Linked DNA regions of Homo sapiens: region 2 is linked to region 1. The links are chromatin loops, found by intact Hi-C in ENCODE. Cell type or tissue: ovary. All regions are shown on one strand. Links, peaks and the distances in the headings refer to the core of each region. The heading gives the core; the rest is flanking DNA.

Region 1 (15,814 bases), core at 3,874-11,873:
TACATCTACCCTTTCATTACAGAAAAAAAAGATAATAATGAATTGCTTCCTAATTTTTCTTATTCTCCTAGCATCTACTGCAGGTGTGACTCAACACTCTCCACCTCCCCTGACCCCTTCCCTGGAGCAGCATCTACTTTCTCTGTTTTTACTAATACTATAATAATATTATATACTAATAAAACTATATAACCAACATGAAATTGAGAAGTGAGGAAACTGGATAATTTATGCTTCCAACAGTTTTTTTAGCTCCAAATTTAGGGAACCTGCTCTGCACCTATACCTGTGCAACCTGGAAGTGCAGGCAAAATAATGCCCCATAGGGCAAACCTCTACCCAATAAAGGGTGAAGAACAAATTCTCCCTGTGTTTTTCCCTTAAATGGATGGTTGTGAAATACCATTCATATGGCTCTTCTGATGGTCCTGGAGGATCAAGTCACCAGCTGTTTTCTTTGGTGGCCAATGCAATAATGTATCCTTATATTGGCCCTTCTTTCCTTCCTTCCTTCCTTCCTTCCTCCCTTCCCTCCTTCCTTCCTTCCTCCCTTCCTTCCTTGCCCCCTCATTTCCCCTTGTTCCTCACTTGTGCTTTTCAGGATTTCACCAATCAAGTACTCACACATAAGTCTTTGCCTCAGACTCTCCTTTCTAAGGAAGGAAACTAAGCAAAGATATTATGAAAGTTGAGAGGAGCAGTGGTGAGAAAATACAAAATGGTAGAAATTCTAAAGTTAGTTTGAAAATCTTTGAAATGCAGTAGGTGATGTTTTGCTTAGACTGATATAAAAATATACCTGTATTAATAACACTATAATGCCTGATTGTCTTTAAAGGGTCTTTTTTACAGTTTGGATTTAGACAAAGACCACACATTGCACTTCATAAGTTTCTTAAGGTTTCTCTTAATGTAAGCCAATCTCTTTCCTCTTTTAAATGCTACTAATTTGTTCAAGAAACAGGGTCATTTGTCCTGCAGAATGGCCACATTCTGAATGTGCGTGTCATTATCTTATTTCCTCCAGAATAACATGGAAATACAAAAGAAAACTCCTCTAAACTATTGCCAAAGGGCATTTTTTTTCCTTGATAAAGATTCTGTATCTCCTGTTCTTTGGGGGATTGGTAGTACTACTTGGTAAATGAATGGGTCAGAAATGAAATGAGTATTTTCTTATTACTGGGAAACAATGGAATTTTAGCTCAACCTTGACAGATACATGTTTATAAATTATCATTTTTCTGCCCCTATATATATACGTACATATATATATACATGTTTGAACAGGAGAAAAGGCATACAATTTATTTAATGCATACACAATGTGTGCATGGGGAGAATCACAGAGTGATTGCCCACCTCACAGTGGGGCTCAGAAGCTTATATACTATCCTGGAAAAACAGGAGAACTATTTTTTTTACACCAATAATGTGATGATTTTTGTGGCTGTCACCAAAATGCTAGAATTCTAGACTTGCAATGGATCCCAAAAGTCACCTGCTCTAATGCTTTTGCTTTCCAGGTGAACAAACGCAGGCTCCGGGATGCCAAGTGACTTCATATCAACATCACCCAGCAGATTAAGGGAACTGGGCCCAGACTCCTAGGCTCCTGACTACCCAGTCCTGTGCCCATTCTAGTGGCCACTATACTCACCCACTGGTTGTAGCCATATCTGGCTTAGGCTGGCAACACTTTTGAAGCAAGGATGATGCTTTCTTTCTTTTGCCCAAGACCATTCTTCATATAATAAGACAATTAACAGATTGTGGGTTTGATTTATATGTATGGTGAACTAACACTGGAATGTATCTGAAAGATTGAGGCAGGAGAGGTAGTCAAGGAAGTAACCACGTCTTTCAGACGTGGCAACCGTGATGACCACCAACACAATAAGCCCTGGTGTTGACACTGTAGTCAAGCTCATTCAAGCAAAGCTATTTTCAGTAGGGAATTTCCTCTGTAGAGAGCATGCACATTTTGATTTTACCTGTCCTCAAACTGACCCTTTGCTCATTATAATACTAATATAAAAAATACTAATATTAAAAAAACCCCTGGGTGGAGATTTAAGACGTTAATGAGACATGCGACCTATGAATAAGCATGTACAGCTACTGCACATGTGCATCCAGAGGACCACCCACAATATGCTTACTAGTAACATCTCCTTCCACACCCTTATGAATAATCATGTAAGATTCCCATAAGGGTAGTCTCCCTAGGGCCAGTCCATGCTTTCTCTTCTTTATGAGCAGCCTGCCATGAATCCTCTCTCAGGGTGCACTGTCTATTCTGCACCCAGCTTTTAGAATATTCTTTCTCTTTTGCAATAAATTGCTCTATGCTGCAGCTCCTTTGCTGTGTGTCTCTTCTTTAAGTTCTTTTAAACTAATAAGACAAGAACTGAGGTCTCACAACAGCCATCAACAAGATTGTTGAAATTCTGGAAGAGTGATTTTCCCCATGGGTAATACATTATTCTTTTTATTATTTCAAAATACAGAGTGTGAAGTCAGTTATTCTATCATGCTGACTTCCATCATTTCCAGTTAATATTTCTAAAGATGCATGAAATTAAGAGAGAAAAATAGGAGTGTGAACTACCAGGAAGCATATATAAGAATGATACTGATGGTTTGGTGAATAAAATAACCCAGATTTGGGGTAAGAGTATTTCCCACTTTTAGAGGAGTTGAAAAGTTAAAACCTTTGTCAGTAAACATTAAAGTTCTTGCTAATTTATTTGAAGTAAATTACGAAATAAATTCTTTAGAAGGCAGCTTCTGCTGACTTATAGTCTGAAATTTGCATTAGGGCCATCATTATTACTTGTAGGGTTTCCCCAGCATCTGTGGCATTCTGTCTGTCCTGGAAGGGCTGTTTGGTTCAGCCTTCAGTGAGAAGTAAATATAAGGAGAGTCTGGTGTTGCTGTGCTATAGACTGAATATTTGTATCCCTCACACTTGTATGTTGAGCCTCTTAACCATCAGTGTGATGGTATTAGGTATAAGTCTTTGGGAGGTGATTAGGTTATGGGGGTGGAACCATCATGAATGGGATTAGTGCCCTTACAAAAGAGACATCAGAGAACTTCCTTCCCCTTCTGTCATGTGAATACTGGTGTCTGTGAATCAGAAACGGGACACTGAATCTGCCGGTGCTTCAATCTAAGGCTTCCCAGCCTCCAGAACTATCAGAAATAAATTTGTTGTTTATAAGCCACTTCATCTACGTTTTTTTGTTATAGCAACCCAAATGGACAAAGAAAGCTACATAACATTCCTGTTCAAACTCCAGCTCTCTCACTTACTATTGCATGACTTAGGACAAAAGTTTTGAAACTTTTTCAAATTCCAGTTTCTTTATCTAGAAATGGTCTTATTGAGGATTAAATGAAATAATGGTTGTAAAGCACTCAGCATTGTAAAGCAGCTGGCATACAGGCAGTACTACATTATAATGAACTCTTACAATCTTCTACAACAAATGAGACCTTTCTGTTTATTCAATTAAAATATCACAATGGGGAAAAATGACAGGAACTATGGTAAGGTTCTTATACAAGAGGGGGTTTATCATTATTCAAAAGTAGACTATATGTGTATCTATATATGTATGTGTATATATATGTTAAAGATGAATAAAACATAAAATATTACAGTGGTTCATTCAGGAGGGGGCTGAATAGCACTTCATTTTGACAAGCTAAAATGATAGAAGAGATTCATCAAAAGTCAGTACCAAGTTATGTAGATTCATTTTTTCCAAAGGATCATAAAATTGAAAAAAGGTTTTGCCGGTTAAAAGGAAATATTTCAAATGATCATGGACATGATTTTGTATTTTATAGAGCAAGAACTTAATATCTACTCTTTTAAATTTTTTTTTAAAACTCATAATCTCTACAATTATGAAAATTAGCTGGGCTATTGATTTATTTAGCTTGCTTCATTGGTTTGGATTAATTGGTTGGTGAGAGTTTATTGAAAGGAACTTAATCTCTTGGTGGGAACAACACTAATGTTAAAAGATAAACTAGTAGATGTACACTCTTGTCCACTTAGCAAAGTTGGAGAAATCTGGTTAGAGGTTTATCGTAATATTTGAGGGCTGAGAAGAGCAGCAACATTTATTTGAAGAAAGCCAGAGAATCTAATTACAGAAGAAAGAAGAGGTAAGGAAAAAGAAAAGGGAATGCACAATGGTGATAAGTGGGGTGTATGTGGGGAGCGTGGTCATGAAGCCTGATCATTTATCACATGAAATACTGGGTTGAGCTGAGGTTGAGTAATGTTGGACACTGCAAAGGCCCTATCCTTACTCCCTGAACCTTGGGGTAATCTTTAGACATTACCATTAATTATTTAGACTCAGAAGGCTGCAAAAACATCTTGATTCATTGGCAAAGTGACAAGCATATGGTGTGTTTTGCAAACCCCTAGCTTTCTGTTGAGGGGAGGCTAACATTAATTTCTTACAAATCCTGCAGGGACTTTCCAAGCCAGCCATTGTTAACATAGTTCAACTTCGAAGTTACAGAGCTTGGAGTAGTTTTGAAAAATAAGTTAGATACAAATGAGTGGCTTTATTCTGACTGGTGATGAGGAAGCTTCTGTGGCACCCTAGCTTTCCTGCAAAGAGCAACAGAGCATCGGACAGCTTTGCAGCTTGATTGATAGTGAAGGTGGCAGTCTATTTAGTGGGTCCTACAGGATGGTGCTCGGAATCTGGTGTTTCCCACAGAGCTTGGCACTCTATCAGCCCTGGCTCAGGCAAGAGTCCTGATTCTGATTCACTGAGCATGTGGCATGATCATGATCAGGCTGCCCTCTGGTTGAGGGAGATGAAAAGCCCACCCTCTCCCAATACACAGCTGTTGGAGGGCAACCCCCTATGGAAACATGAGAGGTGGGAGAGAGTGAATGGGGAGAGGTATGGTTGTATGAAATGAAAGACATACAAAGAACCCCTCATTGTCTTCAGCTCAGATACATATTATTGTATGGACTGCTTCTGACAGGTCATCAAATTTAAGCCCCAAAATTCCCTATGTTCTAGGGATAGATTAGTTCTACTTTCAATGCTGCGATAGACTTTTAGTGACTCCCTGGGCAAATAATTCACTTCTTGGCCTCTGTCATCTTTGTCAGCTCTTGGACCTACTCAAACCCCCATCAGAAAGGCAAGGTAATGTTTGAATTTTATTTATTGAACAAGTTGAATTGAAGGGAATTTGGACAAAAATTCTCTCTCATGGCAATAAGGGCTAGCAATTAAGGTACAAAGAAATGAAACTTATCTTAAGAACTAAGAAAAAAAAGCTGTTGATAGTACCAGCAGACGGTAAATAATATCAGCTATTCAGTCGACTCAGTCTGAAATTGAATGGGAAAGTAAAGGCAGCCAGCCCCATTTGGCAGTTCCATCTGCTCTGACCGGTTGAGCATTAAGGAAGAGAATGTGAGCAGGTATAAACAAGATTTAGATAAAAAGTATTTCTGGCTTAAGAAGCTGTGTGTTCACCCTGGGCCAAAATGATCAATCCTGGATTGTTCATAGGCAATTCGACCTCTTCTGCCAAAGAATCAAACTTTCTATTTTGAGAGGGGTCATCTGGTCTGTTTCAATGTGCTTCAGGCAAATCCACCTATAAATTAGGCCAGAGATAGAAGCATTGACCGTATTTTTTAAAAGGCTTCCCTGTCTGGAAACCTTTTTCTTATGTACAATCAAAACCTTTTTGGTTGCAAGTAAACCATTTTCCTTCCATTATTTCCCCAGTGAAAATAAAATATAAAGAAGAGTAACCACCTGTTTTCATAAGAAAGCCTTTAATGTATTGTGGCCATGTAACCACTCTCCCATCTTACCCAAGTTATGCAGTCCTAGTTTTGTTAGTATTTCTCCATACATGCTTTCTCCAAGTACATTAGCACCTGTTGCATGCTCTCATGAGTGGACTAGCCCTATATTTCATTCCTCTTCCTATTGAGGTTCTCACTCCTGCACCAGAACGTTCTAGGAAAGTGCAAATATTAGCAACAGCAGGATGTTCATCTAATTTGTGACTGTGATTTCTCAGCTTTGTCCACGTGTGCTTTATCCTAACAAGCTAACATAGGATCATTGCTACAGTCTTTTTGGTGCTTCTCAGGTTCAAGCCCACATTCTTCTCATTTCTGGATGCCACTTTCCAGCTATCAGACTGTCTTCTTCACAGAGAAGGTGCACTGTAGAGCAGAGATGGTGGGCTCAGCAAGAAGCATGCAGAGAGCTACTCCTGGTCCCTTAACGGCCATTTCCTCTTCTATGCCCTTGTGCATGCTGTTTGGTTGTATTGGCATTTCACCCAATAGTCTCTTCTTCTCCATGGAAATCTTCTATCCTTCTTTGGGACCCAGCCCAAATGTCGTCTCATTAAACCTCTATGATGGGTGAGGTACTTCATTCTACTCCTGCAGACACCTTTATTATCTAGTCTCCAAATGGAGGTCTAAGGCATCAAGGTAGGGACTTTAATTTTTTAAATATTCCCAGCATCTAAAAAGTACTTGGCACATAGTAGATGTTCCATAAATGTTTGCTGAATTAATTAATTAAATACTGGCATATAGAAGAAAAAGGCTTGAAAGTCACTAGCATGGAAGTTTTTTATTGAATTCCTAGGAGAGAGGAAAGGGAAAGAGAGAGCAAACAGCTCTCTGGAATCCAGCCACAGAAAAACTTCAATTGTGTGTGTGTGTGTGTGTGTGTGTGTGTGTGTGTGTGTGTGTAGTGGAAGGTGAGCTAGCAAAGGAAGTCATGGTCTGCTCAGATTGCTAGAAGAAGTAGGGTATTGTCATGTTACAGATGTGGAGAAAGAGAGTTTCAAGAAGGAACATTTTAAAAATAAAATCTAAGCCCTGAATCTGGGCTCTGCATGTTTGAGCCCCTGCCTACCTCTCTTCCAAGCTGTCTCCTGCTTCACACACCTGGTGCCAACTGTTGTCCCCCTGCTTGGAGCACCCCTGTGCTCCTGCTTCTCAGACCTCATTTCCATTTTCTGAGGCCTCCCTGAAATGCCCCCTCCCCACCACTCTTCCCGCATGACTCTCCTTTTCAGCCTCCTGCTTATTTCCTTCACAGAACTGATCAGATTTTAACTATATTAGTCAGGCATGCAAGTATTTTATTTTTTCGTCTGTCTGCCCCTAGCATGTGAACTCTATGAAGGATGGGACCTAGTGGGAGGAATAGATAAAAAATAATAACATAAGGCAGATGTGGATCTGGATCCTGACTAGAAGCCACACACTTATTGGCAACAGGCTATTTTTCTGCTCACTTCACTAGTCATGCTCACCTGCTCCCCTGCTCCCCTGCAGGGCTGGGACTGGGCACTCTCTCTTTTTCCTTGTCACTGAATTTTATAGGCTACTCTTTCCACTTCTCTGCCAAGACAGGGCTATCCCCCATCCATTTTAAATGCTTCAAAATGAAGACTTCTTCCTCAACTAGAACTTTTGAACTGTGCCTTTGATTTCCTGTTCTTCTCTTTTTTAATGAAGTCAAGTGGTAGGGCAATAATCTCAAGGAATTTTCCAGCCCCTGGAGATCCCTGCAAGAAGGGTCCATCAGGGAGGGGGTGAATTCATTGCTATTTTGGGCTTCGGAAGTGGGAGTAGTGAGTTGAGTTGCCTCCCGTCGCCTGCACCACGGGGCGCGTGTAAAATCTCTGCAAACAGTCCCAGTGTGCTTATAAAACCTCAGGTCACTGACAATTGCAGTGCTCATTTGCTGTGGCCAATTTAGCACTAATAAGCTGAAACTGGGCTTCAGGGATTTGTTGCCATGGCATGTAAACTCCCTTTAGAAACACATTTCCCAACAAGAGATTGCAGCCTAATAGATTTTTCCCCCTTCTCCATTTTTGTAAACTGACTTGTAGCTCATTTTGGAAGCATTTCCCCATTAGCTGACTCTCTGCTGCCATCTTTGTCAGTGCTGGAGTTCCACCGGGGGACAGTCGCCTGCTGTGGTCACCTGCAGGGAGAAGGGATGAAGAACTATCAGAGTCCCGGCTTTCCCCATGTCTGGAAAGAGTGGAGAGGAACTGGGTCTTGCTGAGCAAGTCCAGCCCTGCCAAACCCAGTTGCTTTCACATGTGTGTAGCAGACCTCGGCTGAGCACACAGCCTGGATGCCAAGGACAGGCCCTGGGCCAAAGTACCCAGGTGGGCCTGGTGCTCTTGTCCCTGCGGCCCTCTGCAGGGCTGGCCCTTGGACACGTCCAGCTGACACACACCCAGTACTTCACAGATGGCAGATGCCTACCCCTGCCGGGAAGGAGCCCACTTGGAAGCTCTGTATGATCCTGGTCACCTCGAGCCAGGAGAAGTCACTCTATTCTCAGTGACTTGGAGCCTCATGCTCACTTCTCCTGGTGAGACAGCTGATCAAACACCAGGCCTCACAACTTCCACACATTTGGAACAACACGGAAAGGCGGCTATTTCCTACAAGCACGAATGTAGCTCTCTCCCTACAGGTAATTCCAGTGGATTTAGGAGACCTCCTAGACTTGCTGTGGTTGCCAGCTTGAAGCTCGTCTGTAAACACTGACATGTCGGATTTGTCCCAAATAAGAAGGCCTGTCGTTTCCTCCAGCCCCACTCGAGGCCTGGGGACACAGAAGGAAAGAACCCTAGTTCCAATCAAAGCAACATTTTACCAGAAATCTGGCAGGCGCATGGCCTCCCCGTCCCCCTAGGCTGATTATGGAGTGCAGTCGCCTAATTGTTTGTGATGTGCCAAAACCCCGTTAGGAGTTTGCTCGTTACCTTGGAAGTTCTGCCAAAAAATTCTCTGTAGTTCTGGGCAGAGACACATGGAGACACTTTTGGGGCCAACTTTCTTTCATTACATTCAGCTAAAATGCAGACTGTCCTGAGAGAGGGGAGAGTGACTGGGGCAGGGGGAGTGAATAGGGGGTAGGAGAGGTTGGCCATGGGATTAGTTACAGCTGAGGGCCTGGCTTCACTTTCTCAGTTCCTCTGTTAGAAAATCACCACTTTGCAGTCATACGTGCTCCATTACCCAGGAGAGGCAGCTAACAGACACAAGGTTCAGGCTAGTCACCTGGTCAGGAGCTGCAAGGATGGTGGCCCATCGCCCAAGCACCACGGTGGTGGCAGAAATCTGCCCTCCCCTGGTGGTGCCAGTCCTCTGTGGTGGGAGGCTGGCATAAGATTGAAAACTACAATTTTTCTCCTATAAGGAAGGGTTTGTGTGCTTCATGCATGCATGTGTGTGACAGAGACAGAGGGACAAAATGATACTGTTATGTGTGTTTTTGGGATTCTTAACCCAACTATCTCCTAACATCCTAAATTTAATGTAAAATATACAGATTATACAGGAATCAAATGATTTACAATGGACTGACCCTGGCAGATGCTTGGCCTCTCTCTGGCCTGAGCTTCAGGCCTCCTGCCATTGCCCCACACTCATTGGTCAAAGCCCCACACCTTCCAGGGCACAAGCTGGCCCCTTCTTTCCTAATGAATGTTAGCATGCACCCGATCCATCTATGCCTGTCAAGGACGTCACTCACACTTTGACTACAACTAGCAAATCAAACAAACACCTGGTGGCCAGATCTCCCTTGCCAGGGTGTTCTCTCTGTAACACAGATGGGAGGCAGGCACTAGATTGTTGCTGGGTGGGTGGTGAAATCCCGGTACAAAGAGGAAGGCCAAGTCCTCTCTCAGGTCTTAGGAAACCTGCGGCCTCTCTCCCTCTGATCTCCGACTGCCGGACTCAATCACTACAGGCAGTGTGGTCTCATTTAAAGAAAAATAAGTCCTGCTGGGCAAGAAGTTGGGAGGACTGTATGTTATTAGTTCCTTGGCGTTTGGATAGGAGTGTCAGCCAGGTAAATTATTTTCTACCTTTATGTTTCAATTTTTCTCCAATTTTTACTCCATCCCATCCCCACTCAACCCTGAATAATGGTGGCATCAATAACTTCCTTGTGAGACTGTGGTGAAAATGGATTATGTGGTTGGTGCATTTGGAATTCCATAAAGGAAATGGGCTACAAATTCAGATATCATCACAGGTTGACCAGAGAGACAGGTAAATGACACTGCAGAGAAGGGACAAACTTGGTGGTGGTGATGAACAGCTCATGAGATAAGGCTAGGCTTCATTAAGGCCACACAGTTTTGGATGTTCTTGTTGGGTGTCTATTTAAAGAGGATTGTGGGCCAAATGACAACTGCCAGATGGCAGCATGACAGGTAGAAACACCAAAGAACCAGAGGGTGTTTATTCTGGAGGACACAGGAGTAAGGGGACAACTAAAGTTTTTAAGCATTTGAAGGACTGCTGCTTTGAGGGAAGATTAGAGTTGTTCTGAGTAATCCTTGATAGGTGAAGGACTTCTGAGATTTGAAAAATCTAAAGGAAGACATTTCAAACAGTTAGAATCGTCTGGTTGTCCAATTCATTTCAAAAGAATATGGATTGAACACTAACATATATAAAGACGAAGAAAATCTTGATAATCTATGATTCGTAATCCTATGGTTTTCACATGTTAAATCTAAACCTCCCAATAATTATATTTAAATTACCACATGTCTAACAAGAAATCTTCATTTTTACTCCTCAAGCAAATTTGCTGGGGCACCCTGCAGATAATTAATCGTTCTGCCTTCACCCACTCCTGTACCCTTCACCAAGAATATGTGATTTTTAGGTTCTCCTTTTTAAAACCTTGTTTTAACCCCAGTGATGTTTGCTTGCTCCATTTTTCTGTGTCACCTCCAATATGCAGGTTGGCATTGAGTGTACTTAGTTGCCCCATCGTTGATTTTCCTGGTTGGGTCTGTTTATTATGTTGAGCACTGCGGTGGATAGGACATCTCCTGGCCACCCCTACCCCTAAACAGAGAGGGTTCCTCATGAGATGTGGCCTGGGGTAAATTATCCAGGAACCCTGACATCTGCTGATATGGAATCTTCAGTCACCTGGCCATCAAGGCCATTGCAAGGCTTCTAGTTTCCTTCACAGAGAGAGGTAGCAACACCAAGACCTCTTACTGGGTTCTACCAACCTAAAACTAAAGCTCCTTCAGATGTTGTTGCAACTTAGAACATTGGCAAATGTGTGGATACATTTGTGTAATAAGCTCATTACACACATAATAAAATTACATACAAACAGACCATTGTTGTGGTTTTATCTGTTTTAATCATTCACTCAACAAATATTTGCTGAGTGCCTATTATATAAGTCCAATGACCCAGGACAGATTCAAAATACCGTGGGATGAAGAAGCCCACAGGTTTGTGATCTTGTGCACTCCTGGCATAATTTTAAAGGTGAGAAAACGTAATGCATATGAAAGTATTTTTTAAACTGAAGCATTGTATAAATGTAAGAGACATCTCTTAATCATCAGTGGGAAATCTAAATCACGAAGTGTGGCATCTGTAACATTTTTATGATTCGTTTTAAGTGGCCTTTGCAGATGGGTGACTATTTACTTTGTATACTGCAAACATGTCAGGTTTTTTAGGGGTTGGGGTTCCCATTTTTCCTCTCCAAATATCACCAGACTGCCCAAAACATTCTGAACTGCTCTTTCTTTCCTCGGAGTTTCTCTGGAACAGTCACTTCCCTCCCATTAGACACTTCTTCACTGCTGATGAGGATGCAGGCCCAGGTCCCCTGCGGCCTCCAAGGATCATCATTTTAGACCCTTTTTAAATGTCAGTAAAAGTTTTATGCCATTATCTCATCCCTCTTCTATATTCTCCATCCTTCCCACTTCTCTAGCCTGAGGGTGTTTAGCTGGGTCTCTCTCCGTACAGAATTTTAGTAAGGAAAGCTCCATAAGCAGAACGTTGATCAAATTACTGCACTGTGGCTCTTAATGGACAATATAGAATAATAATATTAAAAGTGAAGAGTTACCACAAAATATGTTATTCCGACGACAATGATATGATCTTCAATTTAGAAGTCAGGCCTGGGGTTAGTAAGAATTCAGTCTGTCCTTGAGTGACCTCTGCTGGTTGATCTAGGATGAAGTCTCAATTAAACCTTTGGTTGGATTAAAAAAAAAAAAAAAGAATGGTAGGGAATCCTGAGATGACCGACAAAATCGCGCTGCGCTGGTAGGAACTCTCAAATACTCATGTTCTCTTCTGGCACTCTTGTTTGCCCCTTAGTGTGTGTACTAAGGCACCATGTAAATCATGTACTCCTCATGGGGAGGGGGCAGGTATTTGTATGATCATTTTACAGAGGAGGAAAGTGACTGAGAAGTTAAAACCACTGATCTGGGGTCACACAGCTAGTATGTAGTAGGGCAGGATTCTAATTTGGAGTCATCTCATACACAGCCCAGTCTGGGGCTTCCCCACCTGCCTCCAGGTGCCTCCTCTGTCATCCCAGAGATGCTGGGATGGTAAATAAATATGCATGAATAAGTCCTTACATGAGGGCTACTTGGGGGAAAAAGATTCTATGTAAGGATGTTACTACCATCTTACTGTATCTGTAATAAAACAATAAACTTGCTCTGATCTTCCTTTCAGTGTGACCCAGGGGCTAAGCCCTTATGTTTGCTAATTTGGTGAATGGTTGTTCTCTACTAATTTAGGTCAGGGATTTAGCTTTCATTTCCCTGATTAATTTAAGTCGACTGTTTGGCTGGTCATCTTGGTTATAAAGTTGTGCATATTGACATGTATCTTCCTTGTGGAGATTAATAACAAGTATCTATCTAGTCACTGCTCTGGGTACAACTATGTTTAGCATCTTGTACCTGCCCTTCAGGAGTTTGCAGCCAAGGAATAATCACCCTAACTAACACTTGTCAGATGTGAATGGGTGCTAGGGAAGAAAGAAGGAGAAAAGGTAGAACTTAAGCCTCCAAGAAAGGTGAGGCTTAAATAAACAAAGAGAAGTGGAATGTGCAAAGGAGAGGATATGAGGAAAAATATACAGAGACAGGAGGCAAGTATCGTGCTTAGGGTGCTGGAAATACACCCAGTTAGTATGGATAGAAGGTTTAGGTGAAGGCATGAGCTTAGAGGGGAGATGAGGCCAGACTGTAGGGGGTGGAGAGCCAGGTGAGGAGGTTGCTTCACTAAGGGGTTGGGAAACCTCCTCTTCTCGTGAATTTAAAGAGAAGTGTGGAAGCTTTCTTTCCAGGACAGGAGCCAGACCTGAAAGCCTCCTGAGTCCTTGCCAACCCTATGAATATTAATTCAGATGTTTGAAAAAGAGATTAAATACATATCAGTTTTAATAATCTCTCCCATTATTGATCACTGCTATGTGCCAGGCACCGTGCGAAGCACCTTACAGGCACTATTTCATTTTACCCTCCAGTTACCCTGTAAAGTAGATACTATTATTATCCTCATTTTATAGATGAGAGATTTTAATGTCATTGGACACAAACACCCATGCACTAAGCACATATGTGTCTAAGTTGCAAGTTTAAAGTGTTAGAATTCAGCTTCCCTTCACGTTACATCCTTCTGTATAGATGGTGATTCATTCATTCTTCAGATACCTGGTAAAACATCATCTCCAATGTAGACCAATGTGGAATGAATCTTTCCTTTCCCTGATGAGACAATACTACAGGGAATGGGTTAAGTGTTACATTGAATATCCTTAGGACAGTTAGGTAAATGGAACAAGTTTTTTATTTGCTTTTCTTTCCCCCAAAATAAATGTGTGGTTGAGAAAGAGTTCACCTTTGTAAGAAAAAGAAACTTATGTCTACCATTCTGAAATTTTCCAGATGGTGGCACTACTTCATCAGTGATTCCACACCGTTTTCTAGTATTTTTCTATGAGTTTCGAAGAAAGTTCAAGAAATCTTAAGAGGCATATATTTTCTAACCTACGATTTTTATCAGGATCCATGGTTTTTCAATACTAGATTTCATTAAACAACACAAATCAGAACAAATCAAGAAGTTACAAAAATTAAACTCCTGTTTTTCAACAATATTTAGCTCATTGTTCACAACTGCTGTGAACAAATTATTACAAATTAAAAAGCTATCACAGCCGGGGGTGAATTTTCTTTTATATTGAATAGAATTCCATGTAGAATGAGATTATAATGCTGGAACATAAGAAACAATACCAACATCCTATAAATGAAAGCGGGAAGGATGCTAACCCTCTAAGCCTAAGCTTAAAATAAGTTCTGATTTCTAACAATTAGATGAAAACTTTTCTTGTCACTTCTTGACAAAGTGAAAGCTTTCTCTTTAGGTATACAGCCACAAACTTCAAGAGATTTTTCTCTTTGATATTAGTCTTATCTTTTCCCGAGAAAACACTTTGAAGTGGTTATTTGAGTATTTGTTGTATGAGTGAAAGGACCTGATTTTGGTCCCTGCACGTATTTCCTGGCTAAATGGTTAACATTTTATGTTTTTGTATCCCTCCCTCTGAGGACCATCTCTCTTTTGTTTTATTAGCAATGCTAAAGCCTGCATCCCGTGACCCTGGAGAAGGGGAATTACATTATTTATTCTCTTGGAAGTAGCATTAAAATATTATTTCCCTCCCCAAACGATGTTTTCTAAACATTCTCTCTGATTACACAAAATTTTCAGTCTGTCCAGCTAAACCATATATTTTATGAGACATTTTCAAACAAGTGTGCTCAGGAACTCAAGTGTTCAGGGAGAAAATACAGCCCTCTGTGTAGCATCTAGAAGTGAAGTTGCCTCCTAATAAGTATACAGAGTGTGTAACTACAGGCTTGGGAGGTCTGTTCGTATTCATGGGAGTTAACAGCATAAATTCCAAGGGAATTCAGAGAACAGACAGTTAAAATAACACCAGTAAAGTCGCACTCACCGCAGCATACTCAACACAGCCTGTTTAATGTGGTGTGATTTTTATTAGGTAATGTGATGTACGTTAAGCCAGAAAACAAAAACAACTAAATAGGCAAAACTTGGACTAACCCCTTTCAAAATGTTTAATGAGAAACAAAGCTGAGAAAAGCAATCTTCTGAATCGAGTAACAAAGAGATTTTGGGTAGGGTTTTCCCAGCCAGGCCCTAGTGGTCAGATAACGGCTATCCGTATTCCTGTTCCCAGAACTCCTCACCAGTGGCTCTGGCTGACTCTCTCCTCCTGTTCATTGTGATGGCAGCTCATGCTAGCGGGCCACTTGCTGCCTTTGCCAGAATTCCCCAGTGTCGCCCTGGGACAGAAGCAGTGTGCATTTCTTGGTGAAGGTTATCTTTATTTACCCATGTTGTGGGTTGGTGGGAGAAAACCCAATGCATTAACATGTCACGGGGCCATCAGCCCCTGTGTCTCGCTACTCTTGGGTTCTGCAGTGGATCTTGTTCAAATCAGAAGCCCTCCAACCTCAAATCAGGCAAATTTTAAGTTCCACAGCTGCCAGGCTTTCAGTGGAAATGAGGGTGGCCTTGGGGCGCTATTTTGAAATCGCTGCCTAGAGCAGGAACAGAGAAATGCCTGCCCTACTTGTTTTATCAATTAAGCTGAGAAATCCAAAGTCAGTCCAGGAGGACTGTGTGCATACTCTCCCTCTCTCTCACCTTCTCTGACTCCCCTTCATTAAATGTGACTGGGTAGCCTCAAATATTCCCTTTATTTTTCCAGTGAGTATGTGAAACTTTTCCACTGCTAATATTCTACATCAAAACCATTTATTTCAATGTCCTTTCTGGAATAATCTCTTAGAGGCCTACCTCTCAGGGAGAGCAGAAACTTAGAACATTGAGACTTGAGCAAAAAATACACAT
Region 2 (15,814 bases), core at 6,578-14,577, 130 kb before region 1:
CTTCTTAGAATATGACTGTGCAGTTGACCTATTAGCTACTCATGTATGTGTAAAATGGCCTATTGAAACAAGATATAGGAGAAAGAAAAGTATAATCATGGAGGTAACATTTAGTCAAGTTGCAAAAATTGTGGAGAAGAGGAACAGCAATTGAAGCAAACATTTACAGTTGGGTTCTAGAGCAGGGTCTGCTCCCAAGTCTCCCACCCATTGTTTACATCTACCAAGTGGGGTGAGGATGAATAATTCTGTAGTATATCTGGGATTGGTTTGGGTGGCTAATGAACCTGAATGAATAAATGAAAAGCAAACATTTGTGGGTTAAGTGTCAGATGACTTCATCTGTCAGCAATTCTCAGACTTTAGTATGTATCAGAATTACCTGGAATACCTATTAAAACACAGCTGCAGGTGGTGACCCTAGCATTTCTGCTTCAGTAGGTCTGGAGTGGGATTCAAAAATTTGCACTGCTAACTAGCTGACGGGTGAGGCCAGTGTTGCTGGTCCAGGGACCCCACTTTGAGAACCATTGATTTAGGTTATCTAATTAATGCCACAACCCTGTGATGTAGGTGTTATTAGCCCCATTTTATAGATGAGAAAATGGATGAGTGGTAAGCTTGGGAAATTTTTCAGAGTGATGGTTTAGACCCTGGTTACAGAGAAGCTGAGAAATTGCCTTCAAAGAATTTCTGAATTTCTCCAATGGGTGACAGAAATGTAAGACTACAGCTGTTCATCTCTACTTCCCACTACCCTCCAGAAAGATGAATGTTGTCAGAATGAGACAAAAACTTGTTGGTATGTACCCAGCATGGCACGGTTCCAGAAACAATGAAAATGGAAACAATTCTTTCAGAGATCCTTGAGCACTTTAGATGGGAGAAGCTGAGGCATGGAATGGTTAAATGACTTCTTTGATTTTATATAGTGTATGAGAGGCAGCATTAGGATATCAGATGTCCTGAAATTCAATGAAATTTTAATTACAGGAGGAAAAATTTAGAGCTTCTGTTTGCCATCTTGATTGCCATCTGCCATGCCTGCTATCAAAAAAGCCAGATAATGAAGTGGAATAGATACCAAATCAGGAATCAGAATTTATTTATTTATCCTATATTTATCGAGTATCTTCCACATGCTAGGCACTGTTCTTGGTGCTGGGGAAAAAGTGGTAAACAAGATAGACAAAATTCTTGTTTTTGTACCCTAAAGGCAGTGAGACAATCAATGAATATGTTAGACAAACAAACAAACAAAAACAAAACCCAGTAAATGTAAGAGAATGATAAATACTATGAAGAAAATTAACATCAGATAATGTTATAGAAGATGATCACAGATTCAGAAACTTAAAAACACAGGTATAATGGTTTACTAAAGATGCAAAGAAGAACTGAGGGAGATTCACCACTAGCCAGAGGCTGGATCTGTCACATCCCAGTTCTTAGCATTTTGATTTTCTGGGTTCTATTTTAGCCATGACTATAACCCAAGATTTCCCCTCCAAACCTCTCCAGAAATTGTTTTGAGATCCTCAGGGGAGAAATGCTCTTGTATTCAGTCTTGTAAGCAAACTACAAAGAGATGATAATATACAGTTGGAAAGTTATGCAGGGATACATTTTGAAAACAGGTGAGATGATTGTATGTCACATGATGCATGTATATGTTTGATGAAAGATTCAGATATGGATTTTAAAGTCAAGGACAACAATCATAGTAATAATTGATTTAAGCAAGAATTACCAAAGGTTGGTCAAGCCAGCACATGTGCACATCTCTTCCCGACTCTGAGTTGAGTGATAACATAGTGAAGTCAGCCACGGTGGGAGTATTTAAACCAGGAAGTTGGCAAAGATGACAATGCAGGCCTTTACAAATTACTATTCTTTTTTCCCAGATTGAAACTGCCATTGCAAAGATTATAACTGAGGAAATTATGGCAGTGAAAGAGATCAGAGCTAATCGACTCCATCTTGCTTCTGACATTTAAGCTATCCTTGCTCATTCCTGGACATAGGCTGAACTAACTTTGGGAAGGAATTCAGTTTATGGTTTGACTTTAAAACAAAATTGATAATAGCCCTTTCCTGAAAAGACCCACTTCTTGCCTGGGCACCAGTCTGCCTTTGCAGGACTACCAAATTAGCTATAAGAATAGAAATTATGGTTTAGGGGGTATGCAACCTCTGACTGCAAGAGTCTGAACCTCCCCAAATTACTTCTGGGGGTAACATCATTATTGTAAAACCTAAGATCAGTTCTTGAGATATTTTGCAGACCCTGCACTGGACGGATCACCTGACACTGGGAACACCCAGACCGTGGTAATCTGGCTCAACCAGTTCTGCCATCCCACCCTGGAATAGAAGACAGCAGCAAACCTCACTTCGACCCCCTATGATTCCATCTCCACCCTGACAAATCAGCACGCCCCACTTCCAAGCCCCTACCGTGATTTGAGTACTAATAAAACTCCCATCTCCCACACAGCTGGCTCTGCATGAATTACTCTTTCCCCATTGCAATTCCCCCGTCTTGATAAATGGGCTTTGTCTAGGGAACAAGCAAGGCGAACCCATCGGGAGGTTACAAGAGTGCTGGTTGTTGTTGAGAAACCCCTCCATAGGTCTCTTGTGCTTTTACACGTCTTGCTGGGTATGCCAAAAATGTGCCTTGGCTTCTCTTTACCTAGGTAATTTCTCAGGGTTTCATCTGTAGTGAACAACTTTGAAAGATGAGGTGATATCTCCCTCTGAGACAAAGAACAGGCTTGCTTACTGTTTGCTATAAAAGTGGCAGATTTTTGAAGTTCAGTGTTTTTCTCCCATAACACAGCATGCTGCATATGCAGGCCTGCCATGTAGCCGTCATGGGACATAAAAGCAAAGGGAGCCAGTGTAAACATGCTGATGCTTATGATGCTTGCTATGCTGTGAGTAATAAAGTCTGTTGTCTCTGACCCCAGAGTCTTGTGTTTTCTGCCAGTATCCATGACACTGTAACAGGTTAACTTAGTAGCTTAAAAAAGTAGGGTAAAATAAAATTGCAGCCTTGACAGTTTTGGTGATAAGGAAGGAATGCAGATGGGAACTTGGCTTTCTTTTTTTGTTTTAATTAAAATTTATTTATTTATTTACTTTTGAGACAGAGTCTCGCTCTGTCGCCCAGGCTGAAGTTCAGTGGCGTGCTCTCTGCTCACTGCAACCTGTGCCTGCCAGGTTTAAGCGATCCTCCTGCCTCAGCCTTCTGAGTAGCTGGGACTACAGGCACACACCACCATGCATTTTTAGTAGAGACAGGGTTTCACCATGCTGGCCAGGCTGGTCTTGAACTTCTGACCTCGTGATCCTCCTGCCTCAGCCTCCCAAGGTGCTGGGATTACAGGCATGAGCCACCACGCCCAGCCCAAGGGACTTGGCTTTCTTGAAAAGGAAGAACAAGGATTCCATAAACCAGGATCAGATAGATGAGAAAACTCCCTGGGATCTGGTAGCAAATGTTCCTGCCCCAAGTAGTTGGGAGGGGGAGGATTGTGCGTGTGGAAGGTGGCGGTGGAGGAGGGGTTTCCCACTGTCCTATCTCTTAATAAACATGAGTTGAATTAATGCTTAGAGGCTAAGCAGCAAAAACCAGGACTAAACAAGCCACCTGAATGGTGCTTGATTGTTGCTCATTCTCTCCTCTTGGTGGGCAGAGTCAGAAATGTTATCAGGACAATGGGCGAGCAAGCTCCTTGGCCCCGGCTGAAACACAATGTCTCTATGGACATTGAGCCAGGAGTCCTCAAAGCCAAACAACTGATGTTAGCAATGAGGACTTTGCTATTTACATAGAGCTTTCCATGAACCAAAACCATTGGTTTATATGAGCTGAAAACATTGGTTAAGCCATGAGCGGGAGAGTGCTCAGAAGGAAAAGTGAACACAGAACCTTGCTTAGTAGCACTGAGGTGCTGCAGTCATGTCCCTGGTCCTTGCCACAGTTCAACTTCACCAGTGAGAGATGGGCACTAGGCACAGGGGTCTCCAAAGCCTTCAGAACAGCATGGTGGAGCTGTAGCCAGGGTGTTTACAGGGTAGAATGAAAGGGGACCCTGAGCCCTGGTGCTCGCTGGATGCCAGGGGTATATGAGGAGGAAGTAGTGCCAGTGCTTGGGCACCAACCTGGGGGTGAAGGGTCAAAAGAGGTAAAATGAAAAGGCTAACACCATAGCCTTATCCTCCCTGCTGGCATTCAACCCTGCCCTCTCAGCTGGGAAATAGCGTGGTCTAGAGGCTGTTGCTGTAGATCCTGACATGTACTCAGGTCAGCTCCTTGCAGCCTGTGGGATTTGGACAAAGTTGGAAGTAGGGAGGGGGAGCTAATGTGGCCTACTGGGTGGAAATTCTGGGCTAATTCAATATCCTGTTGTGGTTTGCACGGCTGAATGCATGATTGGTAATGATATTTTATATGCTTGTACTGTGAATGTCCACAAATATCAGAGGGAATTTTCCTGTTCGGGGATGACCACATGTACTGTCCAGCAAGTCCAACAGAAACAATATATAAACCTGAGGGAGAAAGGGAAATGTCAGCTTTAGTGAGGGATAATGACTGCTGGAATACTAAGAGAGGCCATTCTTCAGTACATTAGCTCCACTTCTCTCACACAGCCACCAAGTACTCCTCCCACCACACTCTTCCCTATTGGCAGCTATTAACCTGCTACTAAGCTCTTGTTTAAACTGAAAATCTTTCCAACAGAAGCCTGTGACTCTCAGGCTGGATATTCCCATTTGGGATGGGTCAAACAGAACTCAACAAAACAAGGTGGGAAGCGCCCAGTGAGCCTGTCTTGTCAAATAGAAATAGTATATTTAAGAGTGCTGCTCTAGTGGCATCTGAGAGGCCACTGAGTTTTACGTGAAACAGTAGCAGTCATCTCTTTGGAAGAAACTTTTATCTCCCCCTCCACTGCCTGAAGGAAAGCTGCTGGCTCAATAGGGCCCTTGATTCATCAAGGTTGGTCTGTAACCCTGAGCTCTTTCACTGATGATGGTTTAGCTAAGATGACATCTGATGATGTCCACTGGGTGGAAGCAACCATCCAGCCTCAGTGACAATTCTGTAAGACCAACTGCAGCACAATGGGCTGAATTGAAAGCCACACCCTCGCCTTAGACAGTACTCCTAAGGACTATTTCTGACTCTTAGGCTGTTACCAATGGCCTAGCCATGTGGTCTGCCACTTGGAAGACTAACACGGGCAGATAAAGATATTCCTCTCTGCGGCCATGAACTGTATAAACAAATTGTGTCTCCCAAGTAGATAGTCTGGGTCCCTTGTGTTGATGGCATTGTAAGGGCCTGTTGTCTGATGGGAACAATGAGAATTGAGCTGTTGATTGAGTGTGCAATGCCCAGATTGCTCCTATTGCTGCCTGGTGTCCTCACCTCATCAGAAATGGCAACAGATCCACCATTGCAGACTAGACACTGTAAAGGACCATGTGTTTCTGATGCAGAAGCTTCCACTGTATACCAGACTTGTGACTCCTGCCGAATTTTGGCCTGTTTGTTCTGTGGTAAAGTAGGCCACATTGCACAGGACATTACCTCTGTCTATTCCTGGCAAATTGACTATATCAAATCTTTGACCCCCTTTTGAGACTACCATTGTTGTCTCAATGCTTTGACATTTTTCTTTTTAAGGTTATGCTATTGCTGTTTCAGTCCAATCAGCTGACTCTAGCCACACCATTGTGCTTTAAAGTGAAATTGTGTCATGCATTAGGCTTTCTGAATCATTTGCAAAGAACATCTAACAATGAGATAATAGTCAAATACTTAAATGGACATTCCATATTCCTTACTATATCCAGTATTGCTGAGTGCTAGAATGGCATTCTCAAAAACTAACTCAAAAGTGTTTCTGACTCTTTGTCCAGTACATTTTCCTGGTCTACATATTTTAGTAAGGCAATTTGGTCACTTGATTTGGCTGTCTCAAGAAAAGGTCATCCTTTTTGGTTACTTCTGAGTAATAATTAGTACAAAAGGAGTACAGAGTTATATAGATCCGTTATGAAAGCTTGGGACTCCATTCTGACTAATCATGGACATGGTATGTCTTTCCTTCCCCTAATAGCAAATCCGGGTCAGCCTGATTGGTACATTTTCCAGGTGGCAGCCTGGGCAAAAGAAACCTGGGACATGACTGGTCCTGGATTATTCTGCTATGTCTGATGTTATGAATGGTTACAAACACACAGTCTGGCACAACATTGTTTCAATCTGACTGATTATAAATTCATATGCTTCTCCCGCTGCCTGAGCAGTGTTAGGTTAAATAATGTATGACTGTAACTACTCAGTGGCACTGCCCATGTTTTTTAACTCAACATACTTGTGATTGAGATCAAGTTTAACAACAAATATCAAATTGGAGTAACTGGGAGACTTTCAGGTTCTATGTTTGTATGTGGAAGAGAATGGACCATGAATTGTCTCACCATTTGTGTTGGGGGCTCCTTTTTGACCCAACTATTCTCCCTGTAATTATTGGCGATTATACCAAGGACTGATGAATTAACCTCTAATTCAATGAATTCACCTTTAAGTTGATGAATTAACTACCTTCTTTTGTGTGGGTCATTATGGACAATAGACAGACCTTCAAGACCATTCTAGCTGGCCACCCAAAAATGTCCACATCCTAATCCCCAGAACCTGTGAATATGAGACATGATAGGGAAAAGGGACTTTGCAGATGTGATTGAGTTAAGGATATTGATATGGGGAGATTATCCTGGATTATCTGGGTGGGCCCAAGGTAACCACAGTGGTCTTATAAGAGGAAGGCAGAAGGGACAGAAATGTGAGTGAATATTTAAGAATGGAAGCAGAGGTCAGGGAGGAGGAAGATGATTTAAAGATGGAGGAAGACGTCATGAGCCAAAGAATATAGGAGGCCTCTAGAAGCTGGAAAAGGTAAGGAAACAAATTCTCCCCTAAAGTCCCCAAAACGAATGCAGTCCTATGGATCCATTTTACACTTCTGACCACTAGAACCATAAGATAATAAATTTGTGTTGCTTTCAGTCACAAAGTTTGTGGCAATTTGTTACAGCAGTACTAAGAAATGAATACAGATTTTGGTACCAAGGGTGGGGTGCCGCCGTAACAAATACCTAAAAATGTGAAAGTTGCTTTGGAATAGGTAATAAGTGGATGCTAGAAGAATTTTGAGGAATATAATAGAAGAAGCCTAGATTGTCTTGAATAGATTGCAAGTAAAACATTGATATTAAAGAATTTGCTTGTGAGGGTTCAGAAGGAATTGGGGAGCACGGTAGAGAAAACCTATGTTTTCTAAGGGAATACGTCAATTACCATAAATAGGCCATTGATAGAAATATGGATGCTAGCATCACTGCTGATGGAGGCACAAAGGAAATGAGGAACACCTTATTGAAAACTGCAAGAAAGGTGACCCTTGCTATATAGTAGCAGAAAGCTTAGTGTTGAAAGCAAATAGTTGAAGATGCAGCCTTGTTTCTTCCTGCTGCTTACAATAAGATGTAAAAGGAAACAGAGGGATTGAAGAAAGAACTGTTAAGCAAAAAGGAACCAGGACTTGATAGTTTGGGAAATTCTCAGCCAATCCATATTGCAAAAGACACTAAAATGAGGAGATTTACTGTCAAGAAAGTACGTCTTGAAGGGAAAGCCAAGGGTGTGGCTGGACAACCTCTTGCCAGTGCATCAGAGGGGCCAAAAGGCCAGAGTATTCAGTCATACAGAGGGCTCTGTGAGGAGATTAGATGTGATTCATGGGTCCCATAAGCCATCTAAGAAGAAACCAGGAATAGAGATGGGGTTATCAAAGAAAGATCTGTAAAGGAAAAGCACCTTCTTGTCTAATGGTATGAATCCCTATAAATAAAAGGAATCCTTTCCTTTTATTTTCTCTCCCTTTTTCATCTTTATTATGAAGGAAAAAAATAGTAACTACAATGGATAAATCTGGCACCTTAACCAAGTAATCAAAGTTAACATTATCAGTAATGGGACAGATGGAAATTTTGTGCCACCTGATAGGAGGCAATGAGAACACAGTATCACTTCTGTGAGATTCCTGTCAAAAATATAATCTGAATCTAACCTTGAGGACAAACTCAAATTGAGAGAGACAAACTCTAAAATAACTGGTCTGTATTCTTTCAGATGTCAAAGTCATAAAAGACAAAGACAAACTGAGAAATTATTACAGATTAAAGAAGAAAAGGAGACAACGATCACTCAAGACATGATCTTGGATTGGATCCTTGAGTAATACATTTTTTCTCTCTTTTACTATAAAAGATATTATTAGGACAATTAGTCTAATAATGAAATAAGGTCCTTAGGTAACATAATAAGGTGGGTATCAATGTTACTTTTTCAGATTTTAACAACTGTACTATTGTATGTAAGAGCATGTCCTTGTTTTTGATAGAAATACACACTTAACTATTTATGTCTGTAACTTTCTCATGAACAGTTCAGGGGAAATACACACACAAATGTATATATATTTACATATGCAAACAGAGATAGACAAATATGGGAAAGCATTAACATCTGGTGAATCTGAATCAAGGAAATATGGAGATTCTTTGTGTGTAATCTCAGATGAAGATCGTTTACTCCCATTTCAGACAGTGCTTCAGTGTGGAACACAGAGTTGTACTGATTAGAGTGAAAGCTAAGCTGCAGTAACAAAGAGGCCCAACAACACAGTGGCTTAAGAAACAAGGCCCTTTATTCTCATTCTCGAAGCAATCCAGAACCGGCAGAGGGGCCCATTTGCTCCGTGCAGTCACGAGGGCTCCTTCCATCTCATTTCTCCCCATCACCTGGAGCACCATCCTCTTTCACATGGTTGATGCTAGCTTACAGGCCTTATCATGTTCCAGCTCACCAGAAAGGGTAAGAAAGTGGTAGAGCACGTGTGCCACGGTTGAAGGCCCAGGCCTGGAAGTGGCACACGTCACTTCTAACTCATATTCCTGATGGGGAGGTCTTGGTCATATGACCACACCAAGTTGCAGGGAGGGAATTTGTGGGAAGGGAAGGAGGTGTGATGTGGAGCTGGGCAACTCAATTAATATGGAAGAGGAGTGGAATCCGTTTGGTGGGCTACAATAAACCTTTGCTACAAGTAGCCTGTGTAAATCTCTGTCAAAATATCTGCAGCGTAGTTTTATTTATTTAAGTTTCCCCACTAGCCTGTGAGCCCCATGAGGACCAAGGACTAAGCTCTCACTTCTGACTTCCCAGTATCTAGCTCACATGTGAACACTCACTATGTTTCTATTGAAAAATGAATGGGGCACTTAAGTGTCTGGGTTGGGGGAGCAGGACAAGGGCAAAGATGAGCATCATTTTCATGACCTAGTTCAGAAAGCAAAGCTGAGCTTACTTATCAATGGCACTACACACCAAGTTTGTATAAGGCATTTGGTGAAAAGCTTTGCTCTGAAAAGAATGAGTTAACTCAGCCAAAAAGGGTGGGGCGGGTAGCACAATTCAAATGTGACATTCTACAGTTCAGCTCAAAAGAAGCAATTGGCTGATTGTCACCAAGTGACCTCACTTTGCTCTGCAGTTATCAGCATGGGAAGATATAAAACAGGTGAACCTGTGAATGTACACTGGTTTTAAACAGAGATAGAGGATGTAAAAGTCATTCTGAAGCATATGGGAGGAGCTGCTTCTACAAACCTGATTTCCCAGCTGCACAGTGGGATCAGAGGAGCAGGGCCGGGGACTTTTGTTCCGCAGAGTCCACCCCCACTCCCTATAGAAGGAGAGCTTCCAGGTGGCCTAAGTCAGCAGAATCAAGCAGGGTGCCCCATCCTGGGCTCCTGGAGACAACAACAGATGGCGGATGGGCAAAGCAAATTAATCAAGCCACCAAATGTTCTCAGATTTGGTTTTCAAATTCGCTACTAGTTACACACCGCCACTGTTACTGTGCATCATATTTACTTGACAGCATTGTCCAGTCCTTAGATTTCTCTCACTGGCTCACGCTAAAGAACATATGCCTTGTATTTCAATTAGCATTTTCCAAAGTTCAAGGGAATTCTGGGGCTGAAAAAAAACCAGTATGCCAGGAGTTCATGTACAAAGGCCATCTGTGGGGCTCATTTCAGTGTGCTGATGTAGCCTAAAAGGCAGAGGCTTGAGCTTAGTCTTTTTGAAATATAGGTTTTAGAAAAGCTCCTTGAACATACTGCAACACACTCCATGTGGGATTCTTGTCCGTCTCTTTGGAGGAGTTGGTCATGACTTTTAAGATCTTTTCTCATCCTTCCAGCTCTTCCCATCATCCATGTGAGGCCGTAGCTGTGTACAGAGCAGATTAGTGCAGTCTAACCACTCATCCATCACATAAGCCTTTCAGCAGCGAGTAGGCAGCCAAATGTCAGCGTGGCATGAAACTCCAGAGAAAGCACAGTCTACACAGATAAGGGCCAGCAAAGCACAGGGTATGGGTTTTGCTCACAGAGCATCTAGATGTGTTGTGCTACTCCTAGAGGATGTTCTTAACATCGAAAGCGACAGCTGAGGAGAAGAACTATCTAGAGGGCAATTTGGTCATAGCATGGAGATGAGGAGAATGGGAGACATCAAGGGATGGAAACGGATGAGGTGGGCACATCCCCAAGAACCATAAAAATGTCCCAAAGACATCTGAAAATACATTTGGAAACCGTACCTCAAGGCAGTGTGGTCCAGGTTCTGGTTCCTTCCCTGCCAGTACCTCCAATCACCTCTCTGGAGCTGTTTCCTTTCTGTGCAGTGTGGTGGGTAAGACTCCCTAGGTGATTCTCAATAGGCCATATTCACATGGTGCGGCTGGTCTAAGCCCAAGTGTCATGAGGATGGAGAGGACACAGAGGATGAGCCCAGGCAGGGCCAGCTCTGGGAACGCTGGCCACCTTATCAAAGGACATATTCCACATAGACTTGGCTGGAAGGACCTTCATCAGAATTTTTTTTATTACTACCAGGAGAGTGAAAATCAGGAAAACAATTTCCATGGTATCCATAAATTGGGGCTGATCTTGAGATGAATTATAACAAATTCTTTTGCTTATGTACTACTTTTCAGTTCCTAAAGTGCTTTTAAGCTCCACTCTTTGGGGATAAGTGGGGGGATTATTTATCCACTTTAGAAATAAAATTGCATAGAATTTGAGACCTCCTAGCAAATGGTAGAGACAGGATAAACCTAACTGGTGTGATTGAGAAGGCCAAGCCCCTCTTCATCTGCCTCAGAATATGTCCCTCGACTCAGCCAAAGAGTAACAAATACCTACATTAACCCTTTAATATGGATTAGTCGTTAAATTATATTGGTTAACTGTCATCTAATGAATAGCAAAATCTTGAGGAAACCAGGCACAAATCAAATCAATTTGTTAGACAGGAAGGTGAAAGGAATGGCCTAGGTGCTCACACATGTTCGCATGGGCAAGATAAGTCCAGGCTGGCATTCAGGGGGCCCAGGGTCAGGATGAGTGCACTGACATAGCCACAGGGCCAGAGATCAGGAGCAGCAGGTCCAAGGGCAGATGTGGGTTCATGAAGCAGGAGTTTTGACACATTTAGCCCTTTGTGATTTTGTTTGAGGCAGGCCCTGTCTGGAGTACTGCATTCAGCACAATGAAGAAAAACACAGTGAATACCTGAAAAAGAGATGCTCAAATGCTCAAATGGATACGAATGACTTCAATTATTTATAACACCTCCATATTTCAAGGCTCTACCCCCTGGATTCTGATTGTATAGGTCTGAGGTGCAGCCTAGGAACCAGCATTTCCAAGGACCATGCCAGGTGATTACAATGCAGAGGGTTCATGGATTACAACGAGTAATACTATACTAGTTGTGCATCCAGAAGGTAAACGATGGGCAATACTTGAGTGGTGTTTAGTTCTTCCCTTACCTGCGGATATTTTGTGCCGATTTGGAGGCCATGGGTGGGCACTTCATGGCATTTCTATCTGCTGCTATGGAAGAGAGCTCTTCCCGCCCCCATCCTATGCAGAATCTTTAGATTGAGAGGGGTATGGGAGTCTTCCTTCTACATTTCCCAAACAAAGACATAGCTCAAACAGCTTGTCACATGAGGTGGTTAGGAGGCTCCCCGGTGCATTTGGAAGGGAGTGAAAGCTACAGAGTATACAGGGAAATTGAGCAGGAAGCCACGTCTCCAAGGCATCCATTAGAGAATGGAAAGAGCTGGCTAACTGAGTTATAGGGTCATAATTCCATCTCAGGATTCTGGCAATAGCATAAACCACTAGAACTCTTCCTTGGTAGTTTATGAACACTTTGCCCTCCCTACCCTCACCCCACCTCCTGCCTTGGAAGATTAATAGCTCTGTAAATTACAGTTGTATTAAAATATATGTATTGTATCTTGATATGAGGCTTTCATATGGGTATGAAAGCACCCTCAACTTCCATCTCCCTAGGTGACATGTCTTGCTTTGTGTACTAATGCAGTTTCAGTGTTGAAAAAAAAAGGACTTCCAGACTGACAGAAGCACCACAAAAGGCTGTGCTGGGAATCAGCAAATGTAAAAGTACAGAGGCAAGAAAAAGATGGACATTAGGGGATGCCCAGGAGAGAAATGTGGCTGAAGTAGAGAACTTGAGTAGGTTGAGACTATGGTGTGTGTGTGTGTGTGTGTGTGTGTGTGTGTGTGTGTGTGTGTGTGTGTGTTTGTGTGTGTGTGTGTTTGCGAGAGAGAGAGAGAGAGAGAGAGAGAGAGAGAGAGAGAGAGAGAGAGAGAGATCCTGAATAATGCACGAGGTATTTGGACTTTGAAGGCAACATACCTTTGAAGATTTCTGGGTAGGGATGTGACATGATGAAAATGATGTCCAGGGTGGACTGGTTGCTCAGGATGGCCCTAGGGATGACGGGCTGCCTGTAATAGGACCACGAGGGAAGCAAGGAGCTTTATCTTGAGGCTGTATTGCCACATGAGCATTGGTTTTCGATTGCTTAGATTGCATGTATTTGGAGTGGCTCAGCGGGAGCTGGTGGGATCAGCATTAGGTGTCTTTACTGCTTTTTTTAAAAAGAGGGCAGATGAACCCATTTTGTCTTTCTGCCTCCTGGTTCTCTATGAAGCTATGCTTACGCCTAGATTTCTTACTTTGCATATAAACATGTCATATCTGTATCCTATTTCTGGGACAGAGCCACGGCGTGTGAAAGCCAGGTATCTCAATCTCTGGTTCAGGATCTACGATGTCATGTTGTTATCCCTTAAAGTGATTATTCTCTAATTATTTATTGAAATTGTCTTTCCTGAATTCCTCAAATCAGAGTCCAGATCCTCCCCCAGACACGGGGTCTGGGCCACTGAATAATACAGTGGAGGGCTCAGGAAAGCAAAGGGGAAGGAAGAAGTAGAGGGGATGAAACAGAAAGAAGACGAAAGGAAGGAGAAGAGGAAAAGGGGGAAGTAGGACAGAGGGAAGGGAAGAAGGAAGAGCAGTTCAAAGATAGAATGGTGGTAAAAGGGCGCCAGTCGCTACAAAAATTGCTGCCCTAGAAGCGAGAGGAAGGCGTCCTGGTGTGTAAAAGCAGCCTCTCACTTTCACCACGTGGGGGCAGACTCTACTTACAAGAAAAAGCAACAATTTGCAATGGCTTCAGGGTCAAAGGGATCCTCTTGGCACACGGAGGATTCGGTATTGAGCTGATCACTCACTCCCTGAGGTTCTTCTAGTCCCTCAACAGCTGGAGCCCCATCTCTGGGCACAATGTCAGTGTGGATTAAAGAAAAAAAGAAGGCCAACTTTGCTCAAACTTAGATTTTCACATCATGTGGAGTACAGAATTACAGTTGAACAGATACCACGTAGAACAAAACATTTTGCCGTTTCACCTTATTATTTAAAATATAGAATTGCCCAGGCTTTTATGCAGTCTCTCATTTCTTTATGTCTTTTCCTTTACTGAAGAGTTATTGCATATACATTATATGTGCATCGTTCAAGGAATTTCCAAACGTTGGAAAGCATTCTTCTTAATTTCTTCCAGCTCCTTCTCAGTCTTTGCTTGTTATATTTTTAGCCTAAGGTGATAAAAATGCATGGGAATGTGTACGTTAGTTTCTTAAAAAAAAAAACAACTCATAAACCCTGAGCCTTTGCGTTAAAGGGATATTTTTATTTGGAGAATGGTTGAAAACAACCAAATTACTGCAGGTAGTTCTGTGGTGCTTCAGAAGCAATCGTTGCAAGTGTCTGGTTGCCTCTGAGCACAATGCAACTAGCATAGGGCTAACAGGGCGAAGTGCCAACTGAGATATTAAAGGGGACCGATTTCCTCCAACCCCCAAGTTGTTAAATATTATTATCCCTGAAAACAGCATTTCAATGTCCATTTTGTTTTCCTTTTGGTAGATTTTTTTCTTTTTTGAACAATATAGAACAAGTTAACTCCAGCAAGTATGTATGTTTTCTAAAATAGATTTTCTAAGTAGCCAATTAAAAACAGAATCTCTTGAAAATAAAAATATTCTCTTTGGAATGGTGATTGGGCCTCTGAGATAAAGAATCTCATTTGCAAGTTTAAAAGGAATAAGAACTTTCTATTATCTACAGACTGAGTAAGTGCTGAGAAAAAGGCAATTTTGCTATTCCCTATTCCCCCCCCCCAAAAATTAAAAAATAGAAGGATAGCAAATTGACTGGACAATTGTGGGAAGTTTGGTTCCATCAGTCTCATGATTTTCAGTGTGTCCAGGTTAACAATAAAATTTAGTTTATGTGAGTATATGAGGTAGTGGTTTCATTCCAATTGTCTGTTTAATCTGGTGGCACAAGAAGTAGCAAAGCTACTGTTTTGTAGCAAGGTCTTGGGGCCTACGGTTTCCTCATTCCTAAGTTTAAGGAGAAGAGCATTACCTCCACTTAAGATTTACATAACTTTTTATGAAATACCTTCACGCTAATTTAGTCCACGGCCCCTTTAACACATATAATCCATTACAGTGCTGCAGAGATGATTACTTCCGGATGTGGTTTCTGTTCTCTCCCTCTGTTTCACAAGCTGTGTGCCGATGTTATGAAGCTCTTGCAAGGAAAAAAAGAGAAAAACTTCTAAAATGATTTCTTCTTCTTAAAAAACAGGAGAAGTGACTGCAAAGAATGATTTACTATCAGTCTCTGCTTTGCAGCAGTGGAAAATTGGGAGAGGATCAAACATCCTCTCCAATTTGGCTACTACCTTCTAGGTTTAATAGTGTTTTAAAATGAAATCTCTGACCGTCTTTGTAAGAGCTATTAATTTGTACCTTGCAGAAATGCGATTCAAACGTTTCTGGAATCGAAACCTTGGAGGAGGTTTTATAGTAAAGAAATATTAGAGACATCTGAGATTTTCTCTGAAAGTTGATGTGATCTCTTATCTGAAAATCAAAGGCTTTGACCCAAACTTTGAGATCCCCTCTCTCATTTAATTGGTGTTAGCAGGGAAGGTCTGATAAATACCGAAGGGGCTGACAAAACTCTGTTTTGCAACTAGTGTAGGGCCAAGACTTTCTCTCTCTTATTTGACTCTATCCCTTGAGAGCCTCATTTGTTTTTAGTACCTAATTTTATTGTTCATTCTTACTAACCTTCCAATCTCAATGCACTTTAAGAAAAAAGTAAACCAAAAGTAATTACTTGGAGAACACAAAGCCGTATCTATATATGAGATCAAACATTTCCAACCTTCCCTTGCTATTTACTTCTAAATAACTACTC

The links. Peaks named below come from ENCODE experiments on the same cell type or tissue, not always from the same donor. Only the 100,000 strongest peaks of a DNase experiment are listed, where the experiment ranks them.
Region 2: a loop joins it to region 1, with 6 times the contacts of the local background. A loop is called at or near these places in 105 of 110 quality-filtered maps.

The regions. Positions count from the first base shown.
Region 1 is chr7:25,377,641-25,393,454 of GRCh38, forward strand. LOC124901604 (a long non-coding RNA gene) reads right to left here and starts at 1,788. Exons shown (of 2, transcript XR_007060262.1): 1 at 1,661-1,788. In ovary, for the core only: no CTCF peak of the experiment used is centred there; a DNase peak (open chromatin) is centred at 8,048.
Region 2 is chr7:25,246,168-25,261,981 of GRCh38, forward strand. No RefSeq gene overlaps it. Among named protein-coding and RNA genes, the nearest start is that of NPVF, 26 kb to the left of the region's middle. RefSeq lists an enhancer at 13,543-13,837. In ovary, for the core only: a CTCF peak has its summit at 13,694 (motif pointing right); a DNase peak (open chromatin) is centred at 13,664.